4 separate regions of the Mus musculus genome follow, and all the other regions are linked to region 2. The links are chromatin loops, found by intact Hi-C in ENCODE. Cell type or tissue: left cerebral cortex. All regions are shown on one strand.

What was found. A loop is a pair of places that touch in the nucleus more often than their neighbours do. Peaks named below come from ENCODE experiments on the same cell type or tissue, not always from the same donor. Only the 100,000 strongest peaks of a DNase experiment are listed, where the experiment ranks them.
Region 1: a loop joins it to region 2, with 3 times the contacts of the local background. A loop is called at or near these places in 2 of 42 quality-filtered maps.
Region 3: it touches region 2 in a loop (7-fold over the local background); 7 of 42 quality-filtered maps call a loop at or near these places.
Region 4: it touches region 2 in a loop (4-fold over the local background); 7 of 42 quality-filtered maps call a loop at or near these places.

What each region holds. Positions count from the first base shown.
Region 1 is chr9:121,664,913-121,672,912 of GRCm38, reverse strand. It overlaps Vipr1 (vasoactive intestinal peptide receptor 1), which reads right to left. Exons shown (of 13, transcript NM_011703.4): 8 at 7,705-7,765; 9 at 7,392-7,461; 10 at 7,013-7,104; 11 at 4,350-4,479; 12 at 4,113-4,154; 13 at 1-3,539. The coding sequence ends at 3,348. Among named protein-coding and RNA genes, the nearest start is that of Vipr1, 26 kb to the right of the region's middle. In left cerebral cortex, CTCF peaks have their summits at 1,370 (motif pointing right), 3,346 (motif pointing left), 4,531 and 4,730 (motif pointing left); DNase peaks (open chromatin) are centred at 3,317, 4,848, 5,500, 5,753 and 1 more place; H3K4me3 peaks cover 220 bases; H3K27ac peaks cover 3,109 bases.
Region 2 is chr9:121,552,845-121,560,844 of GRCm38, reverse strand. No RefSeq gene overlaps it. Among named protein-coding and RNA genes, the nearest start is that of Lyzl4, 30 kb to the left of the region's middle. In left cerebral cortex, CTCF peaks have their summits at 3,459 and 3,675; DNase peaks (open chromatin) are centred at 2,449, 3,650 and 5,027; H3K27ac peaks cover 4,581 bases.
Region 3 is chr9:121,501,954-121,509,953 of GRCm38, reverse strand. The region is part of intron 1 of Gm38661 (a long non-coding RNA gene); the gene reads right to left. Among named protein-coding and RNA genes, the nearest start is that of Cck, 10 kb to the right of the region's middle. In left cerebral cortex, no CTCF peak of the experiment used is centred here; DNase peaks (open chromatin) are centred at 2,983 and 4,405; H3K27ac peaks cover 2,982 bases.
Region 4 is chr9:121,492,790-121,500,789 of GRCm38, reverse strand. It overlaps Cck (cholecystokinin), which reads left to right and starts at 5,096. Exons shown (of 3, transcript NM_031161.4): 1 at 5,096-5,192; 2 at 6,258-6,473. The coding sequence starts at 6,260. It overlaps Gm38661 (a long non-coding RNA gene), which reads right to left. Exons shown (of 5, transcript XR_001779325.2): 1 at 7,013-8,000. In left cerebral cortex, CTCF peaks have their summits at 4,490 and 6,579; DNase peaks (open chromatin) are centred at 5,082, 5,654, 6,427, 6,580 and 1 more place; H3K4me3 peaks cover 3,793 bases; H3K27ac peaks cover 3,752 bases.

The DNA of each region.
Region 1 (8,000 bases), 110 kb before region 2:
ATATCAAAATTAATGCAAAAATACAGGATAAACAATATGTCAAGACGGAATCAGGACTGCTAACTGGATCGACTCTTTTTGTGTTTCCAGGTAGGGCACAGCCAAATGACCCCATCTTTGACAAGATATAGAATATCTGAGGCACGACCAGGGGTTCTGGAAAGCTGGGTTCAGCATCTGCCTCTACAATGACTTTTCCTTCTCTATTTTCTGGTTATCCCATTTGCCTTGTGTGGAGGCTGGGGCATTGCCAAGATGGCCTCCTGACGCATCCCTCTGGCCTGCTGCGGTTGCTCTGTCCTTTTCCTGGGAGGCCAAGTCTTTGGGGCCATAGACTCCCGAAGCTATTAATATCTTGGCCATCCCTGCCTAGAGCAGGGTGTTTAATGACTGCCAGCTGTGGTCCCGCCCCTTCCCCTTCCCCCAGAGAGATAAGAGCTGTTCTTGTTCCCACATGGGGGTAGGGAAGCTGGCCACTGCTCATTAAAACAGACCCTGTGTGGCAGCTAGGATGGAGGGGCTGAGTCAGTCTCCTCTCCAGACTGTGCCCAGCACACCCCATGGGGTGCCTGGGGACTTGCCCGGACACTCACTGTTCCTTCCAAAGGGACTGCTTTGGTCTTCCTGCCCTCTGTCCCTTTAGGTTGTAATTTCTAACCGCCTTAGAGGGGCTCTTCTCAGATACCCTGCAGACACAACATTCAGCACCTGGTCCCAAACCAGGCCATTGTCTCACCTCCTCTCTTTCCTGTGGATGGCCTGGCACCCTTTCCAGACCTGGGTCCTTCTCTGTGTTAACTAACCACTCCCCATCTCTCAGCCTCATCGGAAGGATAGACCTTCTCTTTGTCTCTACTGGCAAGTGCCCCCCAAACTTGGGTGTCCCTGACACCCAACACATTCCCTTGGGATTCTAGGACCACTCCCAGCCCTCAAACACCTCAGTGCTGTTCTGCTAGCCGGTAATCCAGTCTCTTCCGACAGGCTGTGTCCTGAGTGGGAGGACTGCCTGTGAACAAGCCTTTCCCACAGAACGAACCTTCTCTGGACTCAGATTTACGGATCCCTGTCCATACCCGCTTCAGCTAACTAGCCTTTGTCCTTGGAGATTGTGGGTAGGGTTCAGTTTTAAGGAGCCACCAGGGGCTGGGTTCCATCAGGTCCTTTTGGGTCAAGGCAAGACTCACAAGGGGCCAGTGGTTTGGCCTGAGGGCGAGGTGTGGGGCAAGCCTTACGTATGGTCCACACACCACTCTTGGGAGCTCAGTAATGGAGCCATGCTTTCGTTGTTGGTTGTCTCCCAGGGTGAGACCTACTTGACAATAGGAAGCCCTAAGGTGGCCAAAGTTGGTCAAGTCTTTGAAGTGCCCACTAGATGGCGATAGAGATGAGTTCGCCTGCCAAAAGGTCCTGGGTGTCCTGGAAGTCCCAGGGCTGTCACTAACCTAGGATGCCAGCACAAGTTTTCTTAGCTCCTCACCCAAGCCTCCCAAGTCTCTCTTTATTCCGAAATGCCCTCCAATTAGCCTCTCACCTCCTAACTCTGCTCGTCCTCTCTTGAACACACTTTGAGTTTTACTCACTTTGTCCTCTTGGCTGGTAACTGCTGCTCTCCCAGGGCCCTGCGCCTTACGCTGGTGCCACAACACAGCACTGCTGGGGAAATCTTGGTCCCATTCATTTAGGCAGGGGGTTGGTACTGGGTGCAGCAGCCTTTGAATGGGGTATGGCAGGCAGGTTTGAACCTCTGCTAGCCCATGCTGGCTTCTTTACACCAGCCTGACACCCACAAGTTTACACAAGTGTGTTTGCACAAACCCTTGGGAGCTAGCTGTCTCTCACTGACCAACCAATGTCACCTGCTTTGCCCCACTGCTCTGTCTACTCCTTTCCATTAGCCAGACTGGCCTCTTCTCACTTGTGCTGGGGAATCTCCATTATTGAGCCCTCTTGGTTGGCTCCTAGGCAGCAGCGACCTGGTTGCTGCATTTCCTGTTTGCTGTGTTTTCAGGAATGATGTCGAACCCTTGCTGGCTGTGACAGCTCTGTTGGCTGTTTTGATTTGGTCTGAGGCAGAATCTGTCTCCTCCCAGATGGGTTTAGGGGAGGGAGGGTCACAACGGACCCCTGTCACAACCTCTTCACATTTACATGTGAATCAAAGGCTCTTGTGTGGGGCTCCTGCCCAAAGCCAGAAGGGTCATCTCTCACTAGAGCAGAGGTGACACAGCTGCTTAGAAGAAGCAGGAGACCCACAGTGGCTAGGGGAACCAAGCCTGCTAGAGCCAATGTTTATTGTCATACAAGCCTGGTGCAGCTCTGAGAAGAGCCCGCTGACACCAGTTTGGATTAGAAGCCATTATCGCTATAAAGATGGAGGGAGGCATAAGATGCCTTGCCCCCTCCCCAGGCTTTTATGTCAGACATAATCACTCTCCACAGGAACTGGAGACTGAGGGTGGCAATAGCATCTATGGTAATGCGACCCCCAGAGAATCCAGCAGACCACAATATGTAAAAAAGGTAGTCTTTAGCAACAGGAAAGGATACCTGCTCTCACAGGACTCAGTATCACTACCAGTGATATCAGGGTGGCCCAGGATCAAGGGGCCTGTGTGCTCATGCCTCTGACCCTTGCAGCAGTGGTTGGTGTGTAGATAAGCGCCCAGAGGCGGCAGCTCGCTATTGCTTTGGTTGTACATAAGGCTAGTGGACTGGTCCTACTTGATGGACAAAGTCACTTGGTGAGCACGGGCAGGGCTGCCTTCTCCCCACCCCTCCTCCCCAGAGATAGGTCCCTGAGCTCCCAGGTCTGACGATTCACTGGGGCAATTCCATCCTGAGGGAGGACCGCAACACAGCTGTGATCCCCAAACTGAAACTCCAGGTCACAACCATATCTGCCTGAGGTAGAAGAACTCACCCACCCGGAAGAGCTGGCAGATAAACGGAGGGAGGGGGCTGCATCCTCAGAGAGGAGTCTCAATGGCAACGCTTAACCCAAAGCGACTTGAGCGCCCCAGTGGAATTCTAGGCACCGACGGGGCGGAACCTTTTGCCCTCAGAGTTCCAAAGCTTTGAGGGCAGGCGGTTTGCTTTCCAGGAGGTGAATGCAGATGTTGTGCGCATGACTGGCAGAGCAGCCTTGGGTGGTGGAGTCCGATGCTGGTTCCTCCTTGCATCCTCCAGGGTTAGACCTCCCAGCTCTCCAGCTAGCATGGACCGGGTCCTGGCTGCAGCAAAGGATTGTGTCCCTACAAAAGGCTGGAGCCAGCGGCGTCGCTGCAGACCTCTGCTCCAGGGGCTGGCGTGGGGAGGGTGCGAAGGGGCCTGGCGGCCTCTGGCGGTCAGACCAGGGAGACCTCCGCTTGGAAGCTGGAGGAGCGGCGCGCGCTCGGGCTGACGCGGGTCAGCATGGACACCTGTGTGCTGCACGAGACGCCGTTGCTGCCTCCCCACGGGTGTTGTGATTTGGAGCTCCAGCCCAGGACGCCCTGCAGATGCCAACGCCGCCACTTCCGTCGCAGCTCTGCCTGCACCTAGGGGCGGGAAGGGTGGTTAGTTAGTCTCCAGAGCAGCGTTGTTAGGCAGGCTATAGATGTTCCCTAACTTAAGTTGAAAGGCCTGGATGCTATCTTGGGAGGCTTGGGACAGGGCTGGGAGCCAGAGAATCAACTCAGGATCTTGGAGAGAGGGAAGATGGGATGCAGAAAGTCACAAAATGCAGTATAGGGAGGCAGAGGGGTGCTGCCTGTGGAGTGTACCCCAATTTTTCATCCAGGCACGCACTTGTTTGTGGCAGTAACTGCACCTTCCCTCGATGTCTTATTCCCAAATAACCCACACCCATTTAGCTGTAAGTATTCTTCACCTCTGATACGCACAGTATCCCCGCTCTAAAACCCACCCAGGGCTTGTAAAAGTGCAGGCTTTAAGTCCTCAGGTCCTAGGGTCAATCAAGGTTCATTTTAAATGAGACTGTAGGCAACTAGGGCGCTGCAATCTGAGAACCACCCTGGAGAGAGGCAAGCTTTTAACTGCCCTTGCTCTCCAGGATCCCATCGAGGTTTGTAGACCCTGAGCCTGCCCACCAGGATGTGGGAGGCACTCACCTCGCCATTGAGGAAGCAGTAGAGGATGGCCACCACAAAACCCTGAGGAGGAAGAGGAGGTGAGGCAAAAGGACTGCAGGCACTCCCAGCCCCACCCACCCCACCCCACTTCCCCACAGCCCCTTCACCCCTGCTTAAGGAAAGCACTGAGCACAATGGGGGTGCTTATCCAGAACTTATGACTGGAATCTGGGGCCCACGGCAGCTGAGGTGAATTCCTCAGGCCCACGTTCATACCTGGAAAGACCCTACGACGAGTTCAAAGACCATTTTCACCTGGGCCTTAAAGTTGTCGGGGAAGAAGGCAAACATGACATAGTGAACTCCAAACAGAGGGATGAGCAGAAGTGTGGACTTGGCCAGCCTCCTGGGGACAGGGAGAGGTAGGGTGTGGGTATGTATAGCCACATGGGGAGATGGGTGTGGGTATACCAAATGCAATAGTGACCAGACCCTGTGAGGATGAACAGTGGCTGCCCCATCCCCACGGCATGCCCACTCTATCCTGTCCCCTGTCTGTCAGTGATACCGCTCTCCTGTCCCCCTACCTCCTTGCCTGGGGAAAGCACACGAGAGAATTAAACTCCCTTCTTTCTCCCCCTTCTGGAGGAAGGCCACCAAGTATGATGTGTTACGTAAGACTCAGGAGGCAAGACTTCCCGGTCGGTCCCCCCCCCCTCTGGTCTGTGTCCCCAGCTGAAGAGTGAGGCGATGTCACGCTTCGGGGATGCTGTCTCCTCGGAAGTGCTGTGGGTGTCTCCAAGGACACTAGCTCCTAGGAATGGAGCCTTCCCAGCTCCAGGGCTGGCCACATGTGCCCGGTGTGCAGGAGGGTGAGGAGCACTCGCTGTTAGGCCTGCTCATTAGTTAGTGTGTGCACACTTGTGGCTCCTGCTCTTCCTCTGTGGCCCTGTCTCTAGGGGTTGCCTCTTTCCCTGAGACCGCTTCCCTCCCGCATCTCTAGCAGTGCAGAGTCCTGCTCCAAAAGGCCAGCTTGTCTTCCCTCTGCCCTGGTGCCAGCGGGGCCAGCACTCCCTCTATCTACTGCTAAGGCCCTCTACTGTGTATACTCAGCAGACCTCACAGCTGGTCCAGGCGGTAAGGGCCACAGTTTCCTAATTCCCTGGCAGAAAATAGGTCAGGGTGGATGTGGGTGGGATAGAAACACATTTGCCCCTGCCTCTCCTGCCTTGGTTCTGAGATCCCACCCCATGCAGATGCAACCTAGACCTTCCCTCCTTCTTGGGCCTGGCTCCCAGCCACACCTCTTTGGCCATGAACCCATCCCATACTCAGAGTCTGACAGATGGAGGCTTTCTTTAAATTGAGAGTGGGAACTGACAGCCCCTCCTTGGGGATTGCCAGCTCCAGCTCCCCCTTCTGTCTGCGACAGCTGTTCCTTTCCATCTCACCCACACAGACCTGGCCACGACCAGTTTGGGTTCTGTCCCCCAGATTCTAGCCCGTTGCAGCTGGACTTCTGGGAAACAAGGTCGCTGAGGTAAAGGACACCCGTGTGCGCGTGTGGGACAGGAGTGCTGCCTCCCGGCAGTGGGCAAGCCCCGCACGCACGTCTCCTTCTGGGAAAGAGAGGGTTGTCCTGCCCATGCAGCCTGCTAGGGACAGAATGCTGTCACACCAGGAATGGGAGGAAGCGTCAGCCTCAGGCCCGACCGTCACAGGGCTCCAGAACAGAATCCCAAATCCAGCAGCTCGTGACTCCTCCAGTGGGAAATCTTCCAACCACAGCTGAGATTCCCCTAACGGAGGCCAGGTTAAGAACATCTAGGATCCCAGGACTGGATGGCCCTTGTGGGGTGGCCTGCATGGTGGGTCTGTTCTCCATTGCCACTGTGAGTGTAAAGGTTCTTCGGGCCTTTGCAAGGGTGCCCCGGTCATGTTTTATGTTTCCTTCACGTGCCTGCAAGCTCTGATTTCCATAGAAACTTGCTGGCCTTCCCAGTGCCCCTCCTCTTTTCAAGCAGTGAATTACGGCCCTTGCAATGATTAATATCAATTACCAGCAGGACTTAGAATCACGGAGGAGACAAACCTCTGGGCATATCTGAGAGGGGATTTCTGGATGGTGTTGAGGTGGGAAGACCCACCCTGACTATCGGTGGCACCGTCCCGTGGGCTGGGGTCTCAGACTGAATAGAAAGGAGAAAGTGAGCTGAGTGCTGGTGTTCGTCTCTCACTTTCAGATCGGATGCAGGATGACTGGCTGCCTTAAGCTTTACAGCCGAGTCTCTGCCTTGACGAGTGGTGCCCTTGAGCTAGAAGCTAAAGCACGGTTTCTAATTGCTTCCTTAAATTGCCTGTCAGGCATTTTGTCACAGCATCAAGGAAAGAAAATGCCTCCTCTCTTCCTGCCCATAGTGGTGTGCTCCAACTTTGGAGGCTGAGGAAGTTCATATCTGTCTTTTGTACAGCTGGGAACATTTTACTGCGGATCCCGAGTGTGACACGGGCAGAGGCATGGAGACCTCTCAGCCTGTGCCTGATCTCTGTAAGGATGTGATAGCTATCAGTGGGGAATACTGAATGTGGTTGCCTCGATGTGGAATGGGGTCTCCCAGGACATCTCCTGCTGGGCATCTGTTGTATTCCCTTCTCTGCCAGGCATAGGTCAGACTGCACAGTGTGTGAGGCAGGCACAGGGTTTCCACTCCCTTCAAGCTCCCTAGGGCAGCAGTGTGAACCTGAAGGACATTGAGCATCAGGAGAGCAGATGTAGGTGTGGAGGGCTTGGTGATGATGGGCAGGGGATGCTGAGCCTGGCCATGGGGAAGAGTAATGTCTGGCTCTGGGTACTTGTAGGCGTGTGAGGTCATGTGTAGGGCAGTGATCTGAGGACCCGGGGTGGAAGCTTGGAGCTGGGCTGCTGGGCCCACACTCACGAGTATGGGCTGCTATCATTCTTCCCAATGTCGGGTGGCCGTAGCTTCTGAACCAGGATTCGGATGATGCAGATAAACAGGATGAAGTTCACCTGTTGGATGACAAACCCGCGATGTTGGTCACTTAGAGAGAGAAAGCTGGGGTAGGTTGTTTTCTTCTCCGGTGCTGTCCACCCCTCCATAGTACCTCTTGATGGCTCTTCCCTTTGGGGCAAATCATCTGGGACTCTCCTTTGCATCCCTGAGGACCCGCCCTCTACTTTACCCGCTCTAGGGGGAACGCTGGATGCAGGGGTGGTTGATGGAAACCTGAGGCTCCTTTCTGACCTAACCCTCATTTCCTGTGTGCTCTGGGCTCAGCAGTGAGATGACGGCTTACCAAGATGGAGATGAGGATGGGGCCCTTTATGATCCACCACAGTGAGGAGTTGATGATGGTGTCCCAGCACCTGAACGTGGAGACTTGGGTGAGAGAAGTCCTCAGCCTGAGAGTAACCCATCCCCCAGGTGCCTTTGGCTCTGCCCCCAAGCCCAGAATCTGCCACTTCCCACATCTTCCTCCAGCCTCTTACTTTGGGCTTCATGCTGTGGTCTGTCTGTCTACCTGCCAAACCTTGGTAGCAGCATCACGCCCAGGGACTCTGACCCCCAAATGATAGCAGCCAGAGGGAAGGGAAGGGACAGCAGCTCACCCGAAATCCTCAAAATGGATCCTGACAATCGTCCATATCATGATGAACACACTGGGCACTCCTGTGAGGGGCAAAGGAGAAAGGAAGAGAAGGAAATGGGAGCAGAGAGCACATGGAGAGGGTTTGGAGAAGGAACCAAAGAGAGGGGAGGAGAAGGAAGGGTAGAACACTTAGGGCTTCTACCTACAGTGTTCAAGTTGTTCATGTATACCATATAAAGACTCTCTTAGATTTAGTGACGATATATGCCTGAGGGTCTGTGACCACTTAAGTTTTTTTTGTTTTCTTTCTGATTT
Region 2 (8,000 bases):
CAACCTCCAGGCCCTGCCCTCATTAAATCTTTCCAACAATCCAGTGAGGAAAGCATTCGCGTGTCTCCCAGTTGGCTCAGTGGAGAGTGTGATCAGTGTGTTTTGTCTAATTGGTCTTAATTGGCCGAGTTTTTTTTTTTTTTTTTTTTTTTTTTTTTTTTTTTGTTCTGTCTTTATAACAGTGCTGAATAAGAACATTCGCTCGTGGCTGCATAAGGTGCTGAGGAAAAGTGACAGCTGAGGACTCAGCCCTAAGTAATACACTTACATCATCCCTTCAGGGCTCAGGGAACATTCTGGAAGAGGGAGCAGAAAGAATGTAAGAACTAGAATGCTGGGAGATGGGTTGTGAATGTCATAGTGATCGTGACCTTCCCTGGGTCTGTGTCAGATCGGGCCTGTCCACTGCTGGGGCTCAGGCAACTAACCAGTATTATGTACAAGTGTGAATATGTCCAAGATCTAACGTAATAAAAAATAAAACTTGTAAATGCAAAAGAAAGCATCCAATGCCTTTGCTCACACTTCTATCGTTGCTGATGGAGGGAGGAGAAGCTGAAGACCCAGCATGCTTCTGTGAGCATCCACAGTTCACTTCCCTGCTTCCAAAGGTTGTGTGTGTGGGAGATCATGTTACATGGCACAACCTCATGACTGTGATGCCGACCCTACAACCCTGCTCGAATCTCACTGGCTCCTGAAGCTCCTTGTCTCTACCCACACATCTCCATTTCTCACGCTCCAATCTCTGGCCATAAGAGAGACAGGGAGACAGTTGCACATTCTATAAAAGCCTGCTGTGGAGACTCAGGAAGCTGGAAAACAAAACCAGAATCTACAAGGATCACATGGACTCCTCATTTGACAGACTGGCTTTTGGCCCTCAAGGCAAAGCAGCCTTTTGGTGTGGCTTTTGGTACCTATGTTGTCAGTGGGTACCCCTGTACCTACTCTGCAGATGAAGAAACTGAAGAAGCTGCCTGAGGTTACAATAACAAGCCAGAGACACACAATCTGAGGTTACAATAACAAGCCAGAGACGCACAATCTGAGGTTACAATAACAAGCCAGAGACACACAATCTGAGGTTATAATAACAAGCCAGAGACGCACAATCTGAGGTTACAATAACAAGCCAGAGACACACAATCTGAGGTTACAATAACAAGCCAGAGACACACAATCTGAGGTTACAATAACAAGCCAGAGACACACAATCTGAGGTTACAATAACAAGCCAGAGACACACAATCTGAGGTTACAATAACAAGTCAGAGATGCACAATCTGAGGTTACAACAACAAGCTGGAGATGCACAATGTTTTTGCTTGGCTTGAGACTCTGTTTCACTTTCAGCCCAGACTGGCCTAAGATTTAAAAACTTACAGGTTGGTCTCAAACTCACAATGATCCTCCTGCCTCAGCCTCCATCCCATGTGCTGGGATTCCAGGTGAGCAGTGCTTTACTGGATTTAGATAAAAGATTTTAAAAACTTTCTTATGCACATGCATATGTGTGTGTGTGTGTGTGTGTGTGTGTGTGTGTGTGTGTGTGTGTGTGTGAGTACAGGTGCCACTGGGGCCAGAAGAGGGAGTCAGGTCCCTGGAGACAGAGTTGCAGGTGGATGTGAACTGTCTGAGGTGGGTGCTGGGAACTGGGCTCAGGTCTTCTGCAAGAGCAGCATGCACTCTTGACCACTGAGCCATCCTTCCAGTCTGAATCGTTTTTTTTTTTTTTTTTTTTTTTTGTTACTTGCATACTAACAGGAGCATCTCCTGTATAGACTGGGGACATGACCACTCCAAGGTACGCTTAAGGGGAAGGTTTGTATTGTAGATGCAAGGGAGAGAACAGCCAGAGGCATCTGGGAGAGTTCAGAGCAGACAGAGAATGTAGTAGACAGAACATGGCCAGAGGCTTGGACCTGAGAGGCAGAAAGAGGGACAGAGAAAGTGTGGACAGAGGAGACAGAGAGAGCATGAGAGAGAGAACTAAGAATGGTGAAGGAGAGAGAGAGAGAAAACAAAATAGCAGGCTTATAAGGAGAATGAGTAGTCAAGAGAGGGTAGCCTGTGAGCTGGGGAAGTTTAAGGAAGGGCAGGCCAGGACCAGCATGAGCTCTAAAATGTGTAGCAGGTACTTGTGTTACCGAGGGAGCCTGGAGGCCAGCATGTGCTTTGGTGTGCTTATAGGCAACGGCAGGTAAGCTTTTGTCCCTTCTGCCAGTGAACAGCTCCCTTTGGTAGAGAGGAACCCATGTCACAAGTCTCTGAGGAGTGCTGACTTTTGTCTAACTGCCAGAATTTGGTGAAGTGGGGTTTCCTTTGGCCCTGACATCTCCCAGCTCCTCCACTGGGAGGGGCATGTTGCGTACCTCCCCCACTCCCTTGGGAATGTTGAAGGGATGTTGTGTAGGTGTCCATAGCTGCCTGTTCATGATCGCCACCACCATACTCTGTCCAGATGGCAGCATCTCACAGGGCTCCTTCCCAGCCCGAGGCTCTTACATTCCTTCCATCCCCTGAGAACATTCTGGAGAGTGCCCTGAGCCTTGGAGAGCAGCTCTCTCTTGCTTGCTTGGCAACCCTGAGCCAGTGAAGGCGCCTCTGAGTACCTCTGTCTCAGTGTGGTTTTGGTTCAAACAGACATAAGTCGCAGGTTGAACATGGATGCGCTGCTCTCAAGACAAGGGACTTGTTTAATAGCAGTAATGAGAATTATCATTACAATAATGATAGCTATTATTATCAGTTAACACATTTATAAACCCCAGGAAAGCCCTGAGGGGAATGTCAGAACTTCCTCTCCTGGGTGATTTTCTGTAAAGATGATGGCAGGCTGGTGTCTCATCTCATTATACGAAGCCACGAAGCCACAAAGCCCAACCTTTTCTCTTTTTGTAAGTTTTGTCTGTTTAATCTGGGGAGGAACACCAGTGAACCATTCAGACCCTACTGCAGCAGGAATTCCAATACTTGACTTGCTCAGCCTGAGTCCTGCCTGATGCTCTATCCTCTGGCCTTTATAAAGTCCCTTGTGCCTTGAAAAGAGTGAGTAAGTCTCACCCACACAGTCCCAGGTTGGCCCAGGTCATCTAGACACAGGGAAAACTGACTTCCCACATGATAGCTGGAACCCAGGAACCAACCCAGGGTCTGGGGGATCCAGAACAGCTGATGACAGATGTCTAGAGCCTGACCTACTTCTCTGGATTCCAAGGGATACTTGTGCCAGCTCCCAGCATTTAGGTTTGATGTCCTAATTCTAGCCCAGAATCAACCAGAAGATTGTGAAAGCTGCATCCTAGACCTCCCAGGACCGCTGCCGCCTCCACCCGTGTAGCTCTGGGGAGAGGCCCTGAGAGTCTCCTGGGTTTTTACAGCTTCCTCATTGGGTTTGCTTCCTACCTGGGACTTAAGTTTTATTCACTTCCTGAGTCCTCTGGTCTTCCCTCCTCTCTCCAGAAGAGAGTGCTTCAAGTTGGAGGAACCAGCTATATAACACTGTATGTAAAAGGCAATTATCACTATAAGTCAAGATGCTGTAACTCTCGGGTTGATTATACCATGACAGCCAGCTCAGCCCACAGAGGCCAGCAGCACCAGTATTTTAAGACTCCTCCTGGGCAGGGACCAGCAGTCTGTGTGAATGTGGAGGTTGGCACACGAATGGTGTGCTGTCCTCACCACCAGGCTGTGTAGGAAGTTGGAATGCAGATATTCAGCTTGCAGGCTGTCCTGCTGGCTAGCCACGATCCCCCAAACTGTTGTCTCCCGATAAAGATTAGAGAACTCACCAGCTGAAGGTTTGACTTTGAGTCCCTCCCCTCCCCTCTGGTGACCTCATGGGCTTGGCTTCCTGTGTTCTCATGCTGGCCTTCAGCTTCACGGGTTGTATGTACTGAATCCAGGAACATGGGCTGACATGATCCTGTCACTTACACAGAAAGACGGACAGATGTTTCATTTGAAGATTTTCCCAGTGATCGTTGATCCATGGCCGAGTCCAGACCCACCTTCATTCTTGGACGGAGCAAATAAAACAGTGGTCATGTCCCATCCAAGGTCAAGGAAACAGAAGACCAATTACAAATGTTCCTATTAGGAGGGCCCACTTTGATGGGAAAGGGTGTAGGACTCCCTCCCCTTGTTCTGTGGGGAGCCAGTGTTCATCCCACCCTGGGACTTCCCCTCTGGTTTATTTGCAGTTACTTGAATAAAAAAAAGTAGCCTTTAAAAAATGTTTCTATTATACATTCTTCTTCTTTAAGATTCTAGGAGAGATGGCTATTAATCTGTCCATTGAATAGTTAGCAACCCTTTAAAGCTCAGTTTGGTTCTAGATCCCAAGTTGGTGCCATGGCCACAGAGTAGACCATACAGGGACCTGCATCCTCAAAGTCAGGAAATGTCACTGGAAAGTAACAAACACTGGTGGTGTGGCCAATAAAACAAAAACAACAACAAACAGCTCTCCGCCTCACCTGAGCTAGAGCTGGCCTTGTGGACCTAGAGTTGGCCTTGCTGGGTTCCTATAGTGTGGGAGGGAACCACCGTAACACTAGAGAAAAAAACAAATAGCATCCAACCTTGGGGCAGCTACTGCAGTACTGCAGGGGCCAGTGCAGAGCCCTGGGGAGAACCCTCAGTGGCTCCAACTAGTCCCCGCCTCTATCTGCCCCCTCACCCCATCGTGATTGACAGAAGCAGAACACCTCTGGTTGGGTCACTCACCAACCTCACACTGTGGGACCTCTTGGGTGGCTTTACATATTACTTCTCAGACCCCATCACCTGTTAGTATGGGGAGCAGGGGATTCAAAAGTCCTCCCCTTAGCTCTGTATCCAGCGCCTGCCCCCACCGAGAACCTGGGGTTCCCTGGGAGGACACGTAAGCTACTGCATCTCAGCAGCTCACTTGGGACTGTGCTTTTGGCTGCTCCATGGTTCAAAGCTAAAACTTTTCATTCCGACTGGTGATTTTCCTCTTGGCCAGAGCTGAGGTTTCTGTTTCTATAAGCAGAGCCCTGGTTGCTAAGAGACCGCTTCACTCTGCATCCTGGAGGCAGCCTAGGCAGCAAGGAGCCAAAGAGGCTTGAAGCTTCCACAAGAAGAGTAAAGTATGAAATCAAGAGAAAGCAAGACCCTACATTAATTGGAGAGTTACATAACAGCCAGACACAAAATGTCTTCCCGCCACTTGGCCAAGACCAGTAGGATGATATATTTGAAAGCAGTTATTAAAATAGGGGAGGAAGGGGGCGGAGCTGGGAGTCAAGCAGACAAATATAGCTGGCCCTTTTGATCTGGAGAGGAAACTTCTAATTACGCAGCTCTTCTGGGCTTCATCCATCAGATCTGTATCTTCATTAGCTTCTGGTCGTTAGCAGAACTTATTAAAACAATTAGCTCTGCAGAGAACTGCAGCCACCAGCATCTCTGACAGCTGCACCAGGAATTTAAACTTTTCATTAAAACAGAACAGAGACTTTGCAAATTGGTAAAAAAATAGATGAACGGGCAAGGAATCAGAGACGATTCACAAAGGGACCAGCAAGGGGGGGGGGCACTGGAAGGATTCAATAAACCATAAGGAAGACATTACTTATGCTTTAAAAAAGAATACACAGGACAGCAAGTGAATACGTGTCTAAACTGATATTTTTGGTACACTTATTGGAGGATGGAAGATCTTTCTAGAAAGAAATTTGCTCCAACCTGAAAAGTCTTAAACACACCCACACCTTTTGACTGAACTATCGTGCCACCTTCATTTACAAAGAGGTCCTCCAAATTATTGACAAAGGGAGAGAAATTTGAAGGAAAACCCCTCATAATAAGAAGATACTATCTAAATAAAATAAAATTCTTTATTATGTACTTATGCATTTTCTTATTTATGTAACGTGTGCATGTGTGTGTGGCACGTGCATGTGTACCTGTACATTTTTGCACATGCGCATATTTGTACTCGTATGTGTGGAGGTCAGAGGTCAGTGTCAACTATTCCACTATCTCTCTCCACCTTGTCTTCTGAGGCTGCATCTCTCACTGAACCCAGAGTTCAGGGATTGTCTAGACAGGCTTGGGGATTACCTGTCTCTGTACCCAGGGCTAGAGTTACAGACGTGGGCGACCGACCCTCCAGGCTTTTACATTAGTATGTGGGATCTGAACTCAGGTCTTCAGGGCTGTGCTGCAAGCTTTCCTCCAGCTGAGCCATGGACTCATCCCCTGGGAATCATTTACTACATGTACAAGTATTCTCAAGGTTACAGAAGGAAAGCAGCAGGCTAAAAAAACTGCAGACTGTTGTGGGTCTTCTCTGTAAAGATGAGAGAAGCATAATAAACACTGTAGGGAACACGTATGCTGGAGGCGCCCAAACTTTCTCAGTTTGTGGCATGTTCATTTTCTCAGTGATCCTCAGATGGAGCCCTTATCCTACCCTCCTTCCCCTGACACAGAACATAAACCTGGCACTTCGTTAGCTAGTTAATAGCAGGTCCGAGGGTATCCTACAGATGGTGTTCCAGCCCCTCTCATTATTGCGGCCACAAACCAAAACACAATGGAACACAAAAGAAGGTTCTGGAATTCACTGTTCCAGTGTTCTGCTGGAATATGCATTCCACTCTTTGTAGGAAGTGGTCTTATGCAAACTCTTTACCTGTTTGGTTCCTCTGTTTGCCCACACTGTAAATGGAAATGTGCCTAGGTCTTAGGATTCTTGTGCTCTGTGCCTTTGAGGAGAGCGCAGTTAAATCCCAGGGGACTGTAGGTAATCCAGGTTGGTTTGTTTGACTGATTGATTTTATAAATGTTACACACTGAACAGGCAATACTTTTTGTAAAAATATTTTCATATTGAAGGGAAAGAAACAGCTGGACCCCCTGGACAGTGTCTAGTGACCTGCTCTGCTCCACCCCCATCCCCCACATGTAGTGGTCACTTTATTGTTTACTTTCTTGCTGTCACTGCGGCTCAGTGGTCTCTGAGACACCACAGACGGCCACAGTCAGTGGAGATAGCTAGACCCTGTCCTTCCTTCCTCTGGCTCCTACATTCTTTCTTGTCCCTTTTCTATGAGCTTTGGAGGGGTGCGGCATGCACAGGCACAGAGATGCTGTGCTGCAGCAACAATCACTTATTCTTGCAATTTGGTCAGTTATGAGTCTCTGCGGCACCCTCCTATTAGAAAACACTTCCCTCGACTAAGGCAATAGCAGCGGTAATGTGAGATTACAAGCATAAGTGCCGAGGAGGGAATGTCCATTTAATAAGATATCATCATCAGCTTCTCCTTGAGGCCTGGGATTTCTGAACCACAAAGCTCTGCCCTGGCCTACAGTTCCAAGCTTGGGTTCCCGTCTCTGGAGCCTCAAATTGTTGCACTCTCACACTTCTGCTGCTGTTGCACCAGTGATCACACCTGGCCTGGCATGCCGATCTCCAGTGAAACAGAGGGTGGCAGCCAAGCAGGAGTCAGCCTGCCCTGACACACAGGTGGTTTCCCCTGTCTTTTCTGCGTTCAGCCTGAAGAAACATTTCAAAAGGCAGCGTTCCTCAGCTGTGTTCACAGATATTTGTTACACTGTTCTCTCTACTCTCAGATTTTTAAAAACAGTAGTTTTGGGCTGGGACTGTAGCTTAGTGGTTCAACACCCAGTGACATAAAAACAAACAAACCAACAAACAAACTTTCTAGACATGGTGGCACACTTATTTAATTAATTATTTAATTCCAGTATTCATGAGGCAAAGTCAGGTGGATCTCTGTGAGTTCAAGGCCAGCCTGGTCTACATAGTGAGTTCCAGGCCAGCTAGAGCAAAGTTACATAGTGCAACCCTTTCTGTCTCTCTGTCTCTGTCTCTCTGTCTCTGTCTCTGTCTGTCTCTCACATACACACTATACATAGTCACATACACACACACATACATATACATACATATGTTCCCCATTTCTGTGAAGAGTTCAGATACTCCTGTACCCACGAGT
Region 3 (8,000 bases), 51 kb after region 2:
GCTTGGCACCATGAAGCGAACCTATGAAAGACTATTGGTGAAGCCTATTTGGAGTGGAACACCCCAGAATTTTGGAGACACCAGTACCACAGGATGATCACTAAGAACAGCAGCAGCAGTGGCGTGGATCAACCTGAGCTTAGAGTGCTACAGAGGGCAGAGCTAGAGAAGTGACACCAGCCCTTTGGAGGTCCCCCGGAAGATCTTGTGTAGATCCCAGACATTGAAACAAGCTGTAACATTGAAATTGCTGTGGAGACCCCAAGATGTTCAAGATGCCAGAGCTGTGGGATATCTGGTAAGGAATGCTGCAAACAAGAGTGGAACCAGCCCAGGAGAAAGAAGTTTGTTGCAGTCAACAAAGATGAAAAAGGAGTTGGAGACCTGAAAACCACTTTGACATCAGACATGGAGATGCAGAGTTTGGAGTTTGCCCAGCTGATTTCTTGTCTTGCTTTGGGGATTACAGTTAAGTGACTGGATGGATCTTAGAAGAGACTTTGAACTTTGGACTTTTAACATTGTTGAGACTACTAAAGACTATGTGGACTTTGGAAGTTGAACTAAATGTACTTTTTTAAATTGTGCTATGGTTATATATGGCCCCCATAGACTCATATGTTTGAACAGGCGTATGGGGGCCAGGGAGTGGAATATGATGGTTTGTACATGCTTGGCCCAGGAGTGGCACTATTTAGAGGTGTGGCCTTGTTGAAGTAGGTGTGTCACTGTGGGTGTGGGCTTAAGACCCTCACCTTAGCTGCCTGGAAGTCAGTCTCCCACTAGCAATCTTCAGATGAAGATGTAGAACTCTCAGCTCCTCCTGCACCATGTCTACCTGGATGCTGCCATGCTCCTGCCTTGATGATAATGGACTGAACCCCTGAACCTATAAGCCAGCCCCTATTAAATACTTATAATACTTGCCTTGATCATGGTGTCTGTTCACAGCAGTAAAACTCTAACTAAGACAAATAAATATGGATATATTCACATATACACAAACATATATATATGGTTGGATCAGTTTCCAATCAATTGATTTCCTCTGGATACAGTTTTATGGCATAGGAGTGTGTGTGTGTGTGTGTGTGTGTGTGTGTGTGTGTGTGTGAGTGAAAGAGAGAGAGAGAGTGTACCAGATTTTTGTCATTTAAAAAATGTCACATTTAGCATTTTTAAAGGACCCAGACTAATACAAGCCCCCAGCTGAAGGGACACCAGTCTGAATAGGCAAGATCAAGACAAAGACAATCACAGGCCAGCTAGTTTCCAGCAACTGTGAAGTGTCATATTGTAGAACATGTCCTTGCTTCAAAAATGCTAAATGTGACATTTTTTAAATGACAAAAATCTGGTACACACACACACACACACACACACGTACTCCCATGCCATAAAACTGTATCCAGAGGAAATCAATTCTCACAAAAGGTCTTGTGATTGCTGTTCCCATCCTGACAACCTCGAGCACACTCCACAGTGGGATCACCATCAGTCGGCTACTTGACCTAGTTTTACAAACTGTGCTGTCCCCAAAGCACACTTCTCATAAATGGAAATAATTAAAGTGTGGGCACTCTGAAGGACTCCCCTTCCACTCAGCACACACCCTGCTGGGGAGTTGAGAGCATCCTGGACCTATGTCCTTTCCATCCGGGTGAGGTAGCGCAGGCTCATTGTCTCAGACTGACTGCTGGAAGTGTCTGCACTGCCAGGGTGAAGCCAATACCTGAACTCTCTTAGAAACAAGAACAGGGCAATCATTGGACTCTAGGTGGGTCCTGTGGGATCCACACTTCAGGTCAGCATAATATCTCCTGACTCTGAGCACTGGAAACACGCACCAATGATCCAGGCTTCTTAACTCTAGTCAAAGCTGAGGATGCAGGCTCGTCTGCAGAGTGCTTGCCTAACGTGCAGAAAGCCCAGGTTCAACTTTATAGAAACCAGTGATGGTGTTGCACATCTACAATCCCAGCCCTCTGGAGGTAGAGGCCAGAGGACAAACGTTCAAGGCCATCCTGAAATAGACTCCCAGACCTTAGCATATCTGTTGCCATTGGAGATACCATTCTGACCTTAGAACCCAGCACCTGCCAAAATGGAAACCAAGACCTAATCCATCAAAGACCTGGTGGATAGCTACAAGTTCCAGGAAAACATCTGAATGTGTTAACCTTGCCTATTGGTTTCTGTAGCTTTGCTTCTTGCTAACAGAAGTACGCCAAACAGAATGTGGTTTTGTTCATAAAAGACAAAGACCATGAGGCTTGGAACTGCATGATTTGGGCAAGTTCTCCAAGCAGTTGCTGGCCAGCAATACACACTTTCTATTTGACTCTTTTTTTTTTTTTTAACTTGTCTTACACGTAGAGTTTGAGGCTAGCCTGGGCTTCATAAGATCCTGTTTATGAACAAACCAACCCTTTTTTTTTTTAATTTAATTTTTCTAAAGTGCCACCAGCTGGGATCGAGTGTTCAAGCACATTAGCCTACAAAGGACACTTCACACTCAAAGTTCAAGTCTAGCCTACAACACGGTCTCAGGTAGTGCCCAAGAAGAAAGGGAGGTTTCCACCATGGGGAAGGTGGAAGGGTATCAATTCCCCAAAGCTGAAATTTACCTCTATGTATAGTATGTTGGGCTCCTCCCAACAAAGAGCACACTGGGAGTCACGGGGCCATAGAAGTCAGGCCAACCTATAGGGGAGAGCTGTGGTAGGGCACTCATGGGCTCCGAAGCCTCTAGGGTCGTGAATGCAGGCCTGCATGTGACCACCATTTTCTCCCACTCACAGTGTGGTGAGGTTCTTTCTAAAGCCTGGAAGCAAATATCCAGGAAAAAGAAATATAACCACATCTCTGAAGACAGCAGCACCTTCTCTCGGGTTCTTTAGGCCCATCTGTGTCCTCTCCAGGCAGGCAGACTGCCTGTAAATCCCAGGGCTCCGGCTGCAAACTCACCCACTCCTGGCTCTGGATCTTCTCGGCTGTAGCACAGCACATGCGTCTCCTTTTGCAGCCTGGCACCTCTTGCAGTAACAAGACTTGCCAAGAAGTAGCTACACTCCCTTTCCTGCTCTTTACATCCATAATTTCGCTTTTAAAATAGCATCTTATTATACAAAGGGTCGTCCACCAGGAGCCTGAAATAGCCAGAGAGTTTAGAGCTCTGGTGGACTTGAGGGGTTTGTGTAGTATCCCTCTCTTCCTTTACCTCAACTGAGTCAGAATGGAGGATGAGTGGCTGGGAGCCTTGGGATGCCTTTCTAAACTGAGAGCTTCCAGAGAGCCTCTGTGCTCTTCTCCCTCCCCTGAGCATTGTTTTGACATCAGACTTTGTTCAGAGAACGGCAGTACTTGGGGAAATGGCAGAAAATGCAAATTCTCCCATCCTCAGGGCTTCTGATCCACTAAAGATTTATCCTGTCAATGAAAGACACAGCTCTCACCTCGTGAGTGGCCATGGCTTGGGAACAGGGACTCAGGTTTCCCTAACTCTCTCAACATGAGACTCTGGGAACATTCAGATTTCTTGGGGTCCATTATTTCAAAACTTAAGAGCTAAAGGGAGAGGGCCAGGTCTCCCTTTAGAGCACTGTCATTCCTGCCAGCCCAGGTCCCCCTTTAGAGCACTGTCATTCCTGCCAGCCCAGGTCTCCCTTAGAGCACTGTCATTCCTGCCAGCCCAGGTCCCCCATTAGAGCACTGTCATTCCTGCCAGCCCAGGTCCCCCTTTAGAGAACTGTCGTTCCTGCCAGCCCAGGTCTCCCTTTAGAGCACTGTCATTCCTGCCAGCCCAGGTCTCCCTTAGAGCACTGTTATTCCTGCCAGCCCAGGTCCCCCTTTAGAGCATTGTCATTCCTGCCAGCCCAGGTCCCCCTTTAGAGCACTGTCATTCCTGCCAGCCCAGGTCTCCCTTAGAGCACTGTCATTCCTGCCAGCCCAGGTCTCCCTTAGAGCACTGTCATTCTTGCCAGCCCAGGTCCCCCTTTAGAGCACTGTCATTCCTGCCAGCCCAGGTCTCCCTTAGAGCACTGTCATTCCTGCCAGCCCAGGTCCCCCTTTAGAGCACTCTCATTCCTGCCAGCCCAGGTCTCCCTTAGAGCACTCTCATTCATGCCAGCCCAGGTCTCCCTTAGAGCACTGTCATTCCTGCCAACCCAGGTCTCCCTTAGAGCACTGTCATTCCTGCCAGCAGGCAGCGAAGCTCTCCAGGATTCTGACCTCCTCCCCAGCCGCAGGTCTGCTTGACAAACTGAGGCAGGGAGCAAGACTATAAAACCAAGATTCTTAATCAAAGGCTGAGCTTCTCCTTTTCCTCTTGACTCCAAGCTCCAAACTCTTACATAAGCAACACAATCTGGCAGACAAAAATCATTCTCTCACTCCTCTGCAAGTCCTTGGCAGCCCTGGGTACGGCAGCCGGAAGTTCCTCACCCATCTGGAGGCAGGATGCTGCCAGCCATCCCCACAGAAGCTAATAAACTCCTTCCTTCACCCATGTCCCAGGTGAAAGTATTGCCTAGATGCACATGTGCATACACACACACACATGCACACGCGCGCACGCATGTACACACACACATACACATACATGCACACCCACTCGAGCACACACATGTACAGGTATGCACACTCATGTGCACATTCTTCTCCAGCTGCTGGTTTGTAACAGTGTGTGGCTCTGTGCAGTTTCAGGCCTGCCCTAAAGAGCAGCCTAGGTTGTTAAGTTTAGGACTAATCAGGCCATGCCTACCCGTCCTAACCTTTCTTTCGGGCACTGTAAAATAATTGCAAATCCCTCACCTGTGAGCCTCAAACACCCTAACATGTCCCCCCAGTTCCAGGAGAATAATAGGCCCTTATTTAATTTTCACTTCCCTAAGGAAGTTTCCAGGCTGGGGCTGCCTGTCTGGACACCTGAGTGCTGCCGACAGAGGGTGTCTTAGTCCCTGTCCTACAGCGGTGAAGAGACACCACAACCAAGGCAGCTCTTATAAACAAGAGCACTTTACTGTGTATTGCTCACAGTTTCAGAGGTTTAGTCCATTGTCATCGTGGTAAGGAGCTTAGCAGTACACAGGTGGGTGCTGTGGAGCAGTAACTGAGTTATAATCCAATCCATTGGTGAAGGAAGACACTGAGCCTACCATGGGCTTCTGAAACTTCAATGGCCACTCACAGTGACACACTTTCTCCAACAAGATCACACTTTCTAATCCTTGTGATCCTTTCAAATGGTCCCACTTCCTATACTGACGAAGATTTCAAATGTATCAGCCTGTGGGGACCATTCTTATTCAAACCACCACACATGGGTCCATCTCTTCCTTACTTCCCTACGTGTCAGCCAAGTATTTGTTCCCAGAATGGAGATGCCACCTATGAATCAGAGATAGCCAGGCTGAAGCAGAGCTAGGCTGGAACCTCTCCCTTCCTCTGAGACCTGTAATCAGGGAGCCCTACTCTGCACTGGGGCCTGACCACTCCTCAGAGCCCCTACCCTCCTGCTGTCTGCCTTTGGCTTTAATAACTCTTCTACTAAATGTCTTATTCAGAAGGACACAAGCCTTACAATGGATAACTGTTCCAGTTTCATTCTGATGCTGTGAATATATATATATATATATATATATATATATATATATATATATATATACACCCTAATGATAAGCAGCTTAGGGAGAAAGGGGTTCATTTGGCATGCAATTTCAGGTTATGGTCCATTGTGGAGGGGTGTGGAGGGGAAGTTAAGACAGGAGCCTGAAGCAGGTCACAGCTCATCCACAGTCAAGAGCAGAGATCAATGCACACACCATTGCTTGCTTGTGCTCGGCTCAATTTCTTCATGCTTACGCTGTTCAGGATCCCTGCCTAGGGAATGGTGCCACCCATGGTGGACTTGGTCTTCCCATATCCGTTAATAACCAATACAATCCCCACAGACATAGCAACAGATCAACCTGCTCTAGATAATTCTTCAGTTGAGGTTCCCTTCCCAAGTGACTTGAGGTTGTACCAAGCTGATGGCTAAAAATTAACCCACAGAATGGTTAAGTCACTGTTCCTGTATTGGGACACATTGGTGAAACACTTCTATAAAAGAAATAGGTACTGAGGACATTCTATACATTAAGCTCTATGGGAAATTAAGGTAAAATCTGATAAACACTGCATTTACAGTGTCAGACAGGTGAGGCTGTTCTGCCCCGGGTCCCTCGGATGCCCCTCAGGCCTTAGAATGGCAATGTCTGTGCCTCCTCCCAGTTGTTTGCAGCCATGGGTCTCTCAGAAGAGCTGGATCATGGACACCCTAGAGACTGCTCTCAGAGGGGGCAGGCTGGAGACGGTGAGCACCCCGGCTCTCTCTTTCCCTCAAGGACATAAAAAACATTTACATATTGCCCTCCCTGTACCCCAGCACAACAAGCCTCACATATGTGTCCCCTTCTCACTGTCCGTTACACCTGTGGGTGTAAAAACACTGTTCTGTCCTCAAGGACGTGAGAGAGGGTTTATTCTGGAGCAAAGATGAATGACCACGGGCTCTGGGCTCTGTCTAGGGAATGCAGATTCAGATCACAGTGTCAGAACAAACACTGCAGACGCATTGCTGGGGAACACTGGGTAGGCAGTTCAGAGCCAAGCAGGAAAGTTTCTGCATAGACCTCGGCTGCTACCTGATGGCATCCTTAGCCTTTGGTTGGTGGAAGCTAGAAGTCGGTCAGGTTAATATACCCCAAGTATTTTTACCTGTCAGTCACAAGGACGTTAGGTCAGATGCAGGGAGGTGGGTGAGATGAATGGGGCTCTGAATGATGGCCTAGCGGAAACATAACAGGGCTCTGGACCTTCAACACCATCACTGTCATCCTGCTCAGGTGTCAGCTTGGCAGAAGGTTTGGTGGAAGGTACCGCTCTCCCAGGAACTTGTTCACAGGCTCTCCCTGGGGTTTTCCCCATTCACTGTTGCTTGAATGAACTGGATTCTCTTCAAAGTCTCCCCAGATTGAGGATTCCTCGCTTCCACACCAGCTTCATAGAAATCCCAGGGAAACAACAAAATAAGCTTCTGTGGTTGTTTTTGTTTGAGACGGGTTTCATGTAACCCAGGCTGTGTAACCCAGGCTGGCCACACACATGTACATGATCACACACATACGCACACACACACACATGCTATATAGGCAAGGAAGACCTTGAACCCCCGATCTTCCCAGCTTCGTCTCTCTAATGCTGGGGCTGTGGGTGTCCATCAGCACACCTGGCATGAACAACTGAAAGCTTTTCTAACTTGTGGGAGTTTTCTATGTCAAGCACTGACCATGTTTTAAAATTCCCTCCCCACTGACATACTGAGTGGGGGGGGGCACTTTGGAAGTGACCAGGTCACGGATGCTTCTGCTAATGTGAAATGTGCCCTTTAAGAATAGACTATCTTGGGCCAGAGAGATGGCGCAGCTGTCAAGAGCACTCGTTGCTTTTGCAGAGGACCTGTGTTTGATTCCTACATGGCGGTTCACAACCATCTGTAACTTCGGTTCCAGACCATATGACATCCTGTCCTGACCTCCTTAACCACCAGGCACTCACGTGGCACACAGATATACCTGCAGGCAAAATACTCATAATCATAAAACAAAAATAAAAAAATAAAAAAACAGACTTCCATCTGTCACCTGAGGTACAGCAGGTAGCTGTAGCCAAGCAGAGTCCTCAGCAGGTCCCACACCTTTCTGGTCCTGGAATTCCCAGCCTCTGGCTTCCAGGAACTCACTTTCTGCTCAGCCACTGGTCTATGGTGTTTTGTCCTACCAGCTTAGATGACTAACAGACAAGGCTGCCTTCCTGGCTGTCAAGGAGGTGGCTGTGAGCTACTTTCCAAGGGGAATGTCAGAGTCCAGAAGCAAAGAACTCACTATTCACGTGTACTGGTTCTTTCTCCCTTGCCTCTTCCCTCAGTCCTGATTTCTGGGATCCATCCAAGGTCATCT
Region 4 (8,000 bases), 60 kb after region 2:
CCACACAACAAATTACCATTTCTAAAATACGTTCAGGAGAAAAGAAGCCCTCAAGACCTAAAACAGACGCCTTTCCTAAAACCGATGCCTTCGTGGATACAGCAGACAGCTTCTTGACCTCCACTAAACAGGATGAGCGGTGGCAAGCAGAAATCCAATGAATAATAAATCAGGTTCCTGCTTGTCCCTCGATGCCTCACTAAGCTTCCTACACTGTGAAATGGACTCGTGTTGTTGAGAGGCCTCTCATGACTGGAAAAGCCCTTTGTTGAAAATGTCATGAATTTCCCAGCACTGAATGAGATATCATTTAACATTATAATTTTTTAAAGATCCATTTGTCTTATTTTATGTATGCAGGTGTTCTGCATGGATGGATGGATGGATGGGTGGGTGGATGGAAGGATGGATGGATGGATGGGTGGATGGATGGATGGATGGATGGGTGGGTGGCACATGCATGCAGTGCCTGAGGAATCAGAAGAGGGTGTCAGATCCCCTGCAACTGGGGTAACAGTTGGCTGTGAGCCACCATGTGGATTCTGGGAAGCAAACCTGGCTCCTCTGTAAGAGCAACAAGCACTCTTAACTGCTCAGCCATCTCTCCAGTTTGTCCTTCAACATTTTAATCACCAAAACCAGAATTAAATTCCTAGATTCCCAAATCGGCCAACAGTCAGATTTCTCCTCGTCACTTCTTCCTTTTTTAATTAGATATTTTCTTTATTTTCACTTCAAATATTATCCCCTTTCCTAGTTTCCCCCCTGAAAATCCCCTATCTCCTCCCCCCTCCCCCTGCTCCCCAGCCCACCTACCCACTCCCATTCCCAGTCCTGGCCTTCCCCTATACTGGAGCATAGAACCTTCACAGGACCAAGGGCCTCTCCTCCCATCGATGACCGAATAGGCCATCCTCAGCTACATATGCAGCTAGAGCCACAAGTTCCACCATGTGTTTTCTTTGATTGGTGGTTTTGGTTCCAAGGAGCTCTGGGGGTACTGGTTAGTTCATATTGTTGTTCCTCCTATGGGGCTTCAGACCCCTTCAACTCCTTGGGTACTTTCTCTAGCTCCTTCATTGGGGACCTTGTGCTCCTGGCAAATACAGAAGTGAATGCTCACAATCGTCCATTGGACGGACAGAGCACAAGGTTACTTTTTCCTTTCAAATATAACATCCGGACAAGATGTTGGCAGTCCTCCATTGGGGACAGAAAGGGTCCACCAAGGAGGAGTTCTGGGCTCTTAATGTGGAGTCTGGGGCAGGGGTGGGGCGCAGTGGAGACTACATAGTGGACACTACCTTTTTCATCCTGTTCCAGAGAGCAACTCGAGGGAGGACTTATTTTGGTTTGTGGTTAAAGGGAGACAGGCCATCATGGTGGGGAAGACTAACAGCAGGGAGCTTTGTGACAGCAGCAGAATAGGGCTGGACCTCCTACCTGCTCACACCTCCGTGGGACAGGAAGCCAAGACAGCAAGTGAGGCCTGGCAATCAACCTCCAGGCCTGCTCCAATGAGCCACTTTCTCCCATAAGGCTGTAGCTTCTAAGGGTTCCACAACCTCTCAGAACAACCCCACTAGCTGGGACCAAGTGTTCTAACATGAGAGAGAATCTCACATTCAAACAAATCTGCTACCATCTCTCAGCAGATGAAACACAATACAACCCACAACCAAGACACAACCCCTTCTTTATGTGGGCAGATAAGCTATCCCCCTTCCCTTCTAAGCATACAGGGAGCTCACACACCAAAGATCCCCGAGAAGGGTCCTCCAGCAGGCCTTCCTATGCATTCAAGCAAACTTGCCACCCAGCCATCTCCAACCTCTGCCCACTTCCGTGTACCCATCCAGGACCATCACACATGCAACTTATCTTCCCTGCTTGCTGTCTTTCTCTTCCACATCTCTCCTGCTACAGTGGATGTGTATATTGTTCACCGTGACCCTCTACGGCACCTGCAGACAGCTGGTGTTCTCAGCATGGTTATACTGAGATGAGACTGATGGGGCGAGAGGTGATCTCAGGGAACAGAAGTGAGGAAGTGAGGACCAGGAGAAGCTAGTTAGAGATGCTATCAGGGTTACTGCTGGAGCAAAGGACCTTTGAGAAGTTTCCAGAAGTTTCTAGAATGTTCCATTGCAGAACTGGGTTTTTCCATCCTTACTGGCTTAGGTTAGGCCTCTGGGGAGCAACATCGTCATTTATAGGAATAAAGCTTGAAGGAAGAGAAGTGGAGTTCCAGTGTATATGTGTGTGTGTGTGTGTGTGTGTGTGTGTGTGTGTGTGTGTAAAATTAGAGTGGGGAGAGGAACATAGAGCAAGGACATTGTCTCAAAAATCAACTGCTTCAGGGGCATTAAACTAATACAAGAGAAACGCAAGCCCCAGCCTCTCTTGCTGCTAAAGGTCATACTCAGAATTACTGTTCCTGCCGGGCATGGTGGTGCACGCCTTTAATCCCAGCACTCGGGAGGCAGAGGCAGGTAGATTTCTGAGTTCGAGGCCAGCCTGGTCTACAAAGTGAGTTCCAGGACAGCCAGGGCTATACAGAGAAAACCTGTCTCGAAAAACAAAACAAAACAAAACAAAACAAAACAAAATTACTGTTCTTGCCTCAGCTGCTTGGAGGAACCTCACTGAATCACTATGGCCATAGAATCCAGGCTCCACCTATTTTCCATCAGTCCTACCCAGAATTCCCAGGGAAGATGAAGAAACCATGGCTACAATATTTTATTAAATAAAGAGTCCATTGTGCCACCTTCTTCCAGCTTCTAACTGTCCTTGACACCTTTGGCTTCTCCTGGTGGCTTTTCTACTCTGGCCTTTGACCCTGCCTGTGGTCAGGTGCTGGACCCTTCTCCCGTTCCTTCCTCTGGCTGTCACACCTGGGAATCTGGGCAGAGATGCCTTTTCTCTTCCCTCGCTTCCCACCTTTTGAGTCTCTTCCTACAGCTTCCAGGTGGGAAGCCACCATCTACAGAAAGAGTCTTGGGTTGTACCTCCAGTGTCCCTCTGTCCAGGACTTGAGATCACAACCTTCTCTAGCTGTCCACCCATAACCTGGATTCATCCCCCACGCCCCGCCAGACACACACCAGTTGGTGTGTTTTCTTCTGAACTCCCCCTGTGGCCAATACACTCCCACCCACCCTTGTCTCTCAGCCCAGAACTTCACAGTCAGCCCCAGACACGGAGTACCTTTGGGTTTCTTGAAGAGCAAGATGCTGCTTCCATGCCTGGAAGTTTCTGCTTATGTCTACTGTTCTAGCTATTCGGATGTTCTATTGTAGGCACTTAGGACTCGTATAGTGTCTGCTACATTTCATGATAGTGAATAAATTTCACAAAAGCATATTAGGCTTCCTATAAATCTGTCCTCATTCCTCAATGGCCCTCCCATCTCCTGTCTTCCTAACCTGTCCTGGTCTCCCGTGTCTGCCCTAGGGACACCTCCATGTCACCACCAGACTCAGTGGAAATCCTTACTCCGCCCTTGGCTATTAGTGCAGATCTGAACTCAGTTCCTTGTACTTGCAGGCAAGCACTTCACTGGCTGAGCCGCCTCCCAGTTCCAGCTCCAGGCCCCCGGCTCCCAAAGGTGTTTATTTGTGTGGGTATTTATTTTGTCCAGTCTTGGTCACACCGCATCCTCAGGGGCTGGGCACAGTTCATAAATCTTGAGGCAAGCGATGGAGGGAAGGAGGCAGCTAAGCGTCCATATCTCAGCCACCGACCCAGGGAAGTCAGCGCCTGTGGATTCTGACCATATCGAACAGCCTTGTGCCCAGCTGCTTTATCCACAATTCCGGACATGCTCGATCTGTCACAGATACATTCCCACAACCTGAGCTGTCTTGTGCGGGAAATCACCCCACAGCATTTAATCTGTTGCTGTTTAAAACATGTTGCCTCTAGGTTGCAGACACCGCTAGAGCCACAACCATGAACCTAAACTCTTGGCATCACTTGCTGTTTCTCATAGTCCCCCTCAGCCGGAAGTCCCCAAACTGTGTGCCTTTTCTATTTAGAAAGAGTTTCTAACCCTTTCTCCATTCACCCTAGCTTGACAGGGTTGAGGGCATGGTTGCCCTGGCTGGTGGTGACCCCAAGTTACAAGCTAGCAGCAAGGAGGTTGCTGTGGGGCTTCCTCAGTATGTGTTCTGTGGAATGGGGTTAGAGGGATTCAGCAAATTCTAGCACCCTGGGCATAGATAATCACTTTGTTATGTGAGAACTGGGGGTTGCAGGATTGTGCGCACTACAGCAGAGAGAGCCCCCTCTCTCCTTCTTGCTTGGTAAGAGTCTTTTTCTCAGCCAAGATCCTCATCACCCAGCGAAATCCCATAACTTTAGAGGGACTAGACTGGAAAGGGTGATCTGAGCTCTTGGGAAGGTGCGAGCCCAGCCCGCATGGCTCAGCCAGCCAGAGCTTGGGAGTGCCTGAGACACTCTCTGGCGCCACTTCACGACCAAAAGCATCAGTAGATGATAGGCCCCTGGGAAGTCGTCGTGGAAAGAAATTACAAATCTTTTTCCCAGAGGCTTTTCGCAGAAAGGCAGGAGCTGCACCCGATCTTACAATTGTGTAAGAATAGAATCCAGGATGCCAACTGCAATTGAGTTCTGAAAAATTGGGAGCCCGATTTCCCTCTCTTACTTGTGAGAGCCCACTCAGGTCTGAGGTGGTCCCAGAGAACACACCAGGATTACATCTGCTGACACCCAGCCTGTGAGGGTCCCCCAGTTTCCTTGAAGGATTTGATCCCCAAAGCTCACTGAACTTGGTCAGCTTCTCCATTGCAGATAAACTCCTGTTTTTCACCGAGAGTGGAGGTGGCACCCTCCCTGAGGTGGACTCTGCACAGGCGCCGAACAGGTGGGAAGGAAGCTCTTTAGATAAAGAGTAAGACCCATGCAAAGTGCCCCCCTGGGAGGGGCTATCCTCATTCACTGGGACGCTTCCCTTCTCTCCGGAGGGCCACATCAATCGGTGGTCCCTCCAGTGGCTGCCTCTGAGCACGTGTCCTGCTGGACTGCGTCAGCACTGGGTAAACAGATGACTGGCTGCGAACCGGGAGGAGCTATTTAAGAGCAGTCACCCTCCCGCCTGCCCTCAACTTAGCTGGACTGCAGCCTTCTCCGCTGGAACTCGCCAAGCCAGCTGATTTCCCCATCCAAAGGTAAGTAGCTGGCTGATCCAACAATCTTGAGTGTGAAGAATATTGGCCTGCAGCTTTGCACCTCTTGCTGTTTAGTCTTTCCTTTTTCTGTGCCTTCCCTCCCTTGACAGCTAGAAAGATTTCCTGAAGTCAGAAATAGCCTTAAAATGCATCTGGGTGGGTACTGCTGCGGAGAGACTTGTTGTATGTTCTGTTTACAGCAAGGCTGGGAATAGCCACTCTTAGGGTTTCTCTGCTGTTCGGAGCACTTTGCAATCATTTAAAAGAAACTACCTAGAGGTTTAAAGATTTATGCCCATTTTCTAAATGCTGCATTAAAAAAATTTTAAGGCTTTGGGGAATAAAAACACATCATTATGATACAGCACCCATCTGCTCAGTTCTCAAGTGTAGCAGGGCTTTGGCCACATCTGAGGACTGGGCACAGATTTCTGGCTTTTGCTTTGTATAGTGACTTCCCGTAAAACGCAGAAGAATCTATATAAATACAGCTTCTTTTTATGGGCCCACACTTAAAACGGCGTTTCCCAGTGTCCTGACATTTTTAATGTAGTGAATAAATTTAATCTCTCACATTTCTCTCCAGAAGTATCCTCCCCGTGTTTGTCTGTCCGTTTGTCTTTCTGTGTCTCTCTCTGTCTCTCTGACTCTCTCTCTCTCTCTCTCTCTCTCTCTCTCTCTCTCTCTCACACACACACACACACACACACACACACACACACACACACACACGCTTCATTCTGCTTTTCTGGTTAGAAGAGAGATGAGCTACAAAGGCGTCCTGGAACTTCAGGAAAGCAAGAGGAAACGCTGCTTCTGATCAGGGCAGAAAAATCGGGACTCTGCGGGATTCCCAGGTCCCAGGTGTGGATAACACAAAAGCCAGGCAGAAATTATCGCGGTGGCCAGGGCGCATCTAGGAACTTCGCTTGGCTACGGTTGAGCCAGTCTGACCCGGCTGCAGCCCCCATGTTCAGCCTCAGCCGACTTCTGTGTGCGGGACTTTGGGCTGGAGCACGCTGAGGCCAGTCTTTGGTTCACTCTCCTCGCCTTTGCTTCCCATAGCCATGAAGAGCGGCGTATGTCTGTGCGTGGTGATGGCAGTCCTAGCTGCTGGCGCCCTGGCGCAGCCGGTAGTCCCTGCAGAAGCTACGGACCCCGTGGAGCAGCGGGCGCAAGAGGCGCCCCGAAGGCAGCTGCGGGCTGTGCTCCGGACGGACGGCGAGCCCCGAGCGCGCCTGGGCGCACTGCTAGCGCGATACATCCAGCAGGTCCGCAAAGGTAAGGGTGTCCGCTCCCCGTCAGGCTTCTGCTGCGGCTCCAATCTTGATCCTTTCAGCACTGGCAGGGAGGAGGAAACAGAGGACGCACAAGGAGCAAAATTTTCACTTTTCTTCCCTGAGGTACGCTGCACAGCGCTGAGCAGTAGACAGGCGGTGTTCACAGGGGAGGTGGGCGGAGGGCTTACCTCGTTGGTAAGGGAAGCCGGCTAACAGACCCTTTTCTGAACTGATTTTGACACTGTCTTCGGATGAAATATAAAACCGTTTTAGGACAACATTAAAAAATAATAATAATCAAGTGCTGGTAAGATTCCTTAGATCCGCCCTATCGCTTCTGCTGGGGGCCACCAGGCTCTGACCTTGGGAACCCCTCAGGCAGGAAGTGGGTCGGCGCTGAGACAGCCTGAGATCTGAAAAGAGCCGGAGGCCTTGTGCACCTCTCCCCCAGTACAGAGCAGGAGGAAAGGGTCAAAGGGCCAAGAGCGTCCCCTTGACTGCAAGCAGGGGGCTGACCTCACAGGGAGAGTTCTATCTTACCTTTCTGTAGCTGTTGGAACGCTGAGCTTCTCCGCTTTGGAAGGCCTTTCCCATGAATCCCATGGGCGATTCTGCGCCTTGCCCTTTGAATGTTTCTTTCTGTGCCCAAACCTCTCATTGTAGAGAAAAGATGAGAGCAGAGCGAACCAGATCCCCTCCCAGCTCTGGAATTCCGAGGGTAGCCTTCAGGAGTCGTGGCTCGTGGCTGGCCCCTGAGACAGCTTTCATCTCTGACTTTATTCGCAGTGGCATGGATGGTGACCTCTGGTTGGGTGTTAACCTGGACCAGTAGAGCTGGATTAAAACACAGGAGGTGGGCATCCTTTCTGTGGAGCTCACGAACCCAATTTTTCCTGCCCGCATTTGAACAGCCCATGGCTTGTCGACCTGTCTGCATTTGGCTTGACTGGTGAGGGAAAACTGGACCTCCTGGTTGAGTCTCCTAGAATTTCACATGAAGATAATACCAGAGGAAATCAAACGATTTCTTACTTTTCTTCCTGTTTAGGAACTCCCACTACAGCTTCCCCTTTCTAGGTTATTTTCTTGCTAATTCAACAGAGAGGAGAAAGAGGAGGATGGAGGGATAGAGGGAGGAAGGAAAGGAGGGAGATTAGATAGACAGATAGATAGACAGACAGACAGAGATGGATGGACAAATAGATAGATGGACAGATAGATAATTGAATAATGAGAAAACCTGGAAACATGGGATGCCCCTCTCCATTCCCTCTGATCACTCATGTAGGATCCACTCTCTGGTGTAGACCACCAGCAGCCCCTTCTGAAGTATTCTAGACTTCACTGAGCAGTCAGTCTAGAGCCCATTTGCCTAAGTTTAGGACTATTCCAAACAGTTCTAGCAACAGAAAGCCTGGTTGCTGAATTATTGCCTAGAACCCACACATGACAGTGGAGAGGGGGTGTTTTTGTTTTCCAGCCGAGGTCCTAGCTGAAAGCTCCTCTGAGCTCTCTTCTTTGACCACTC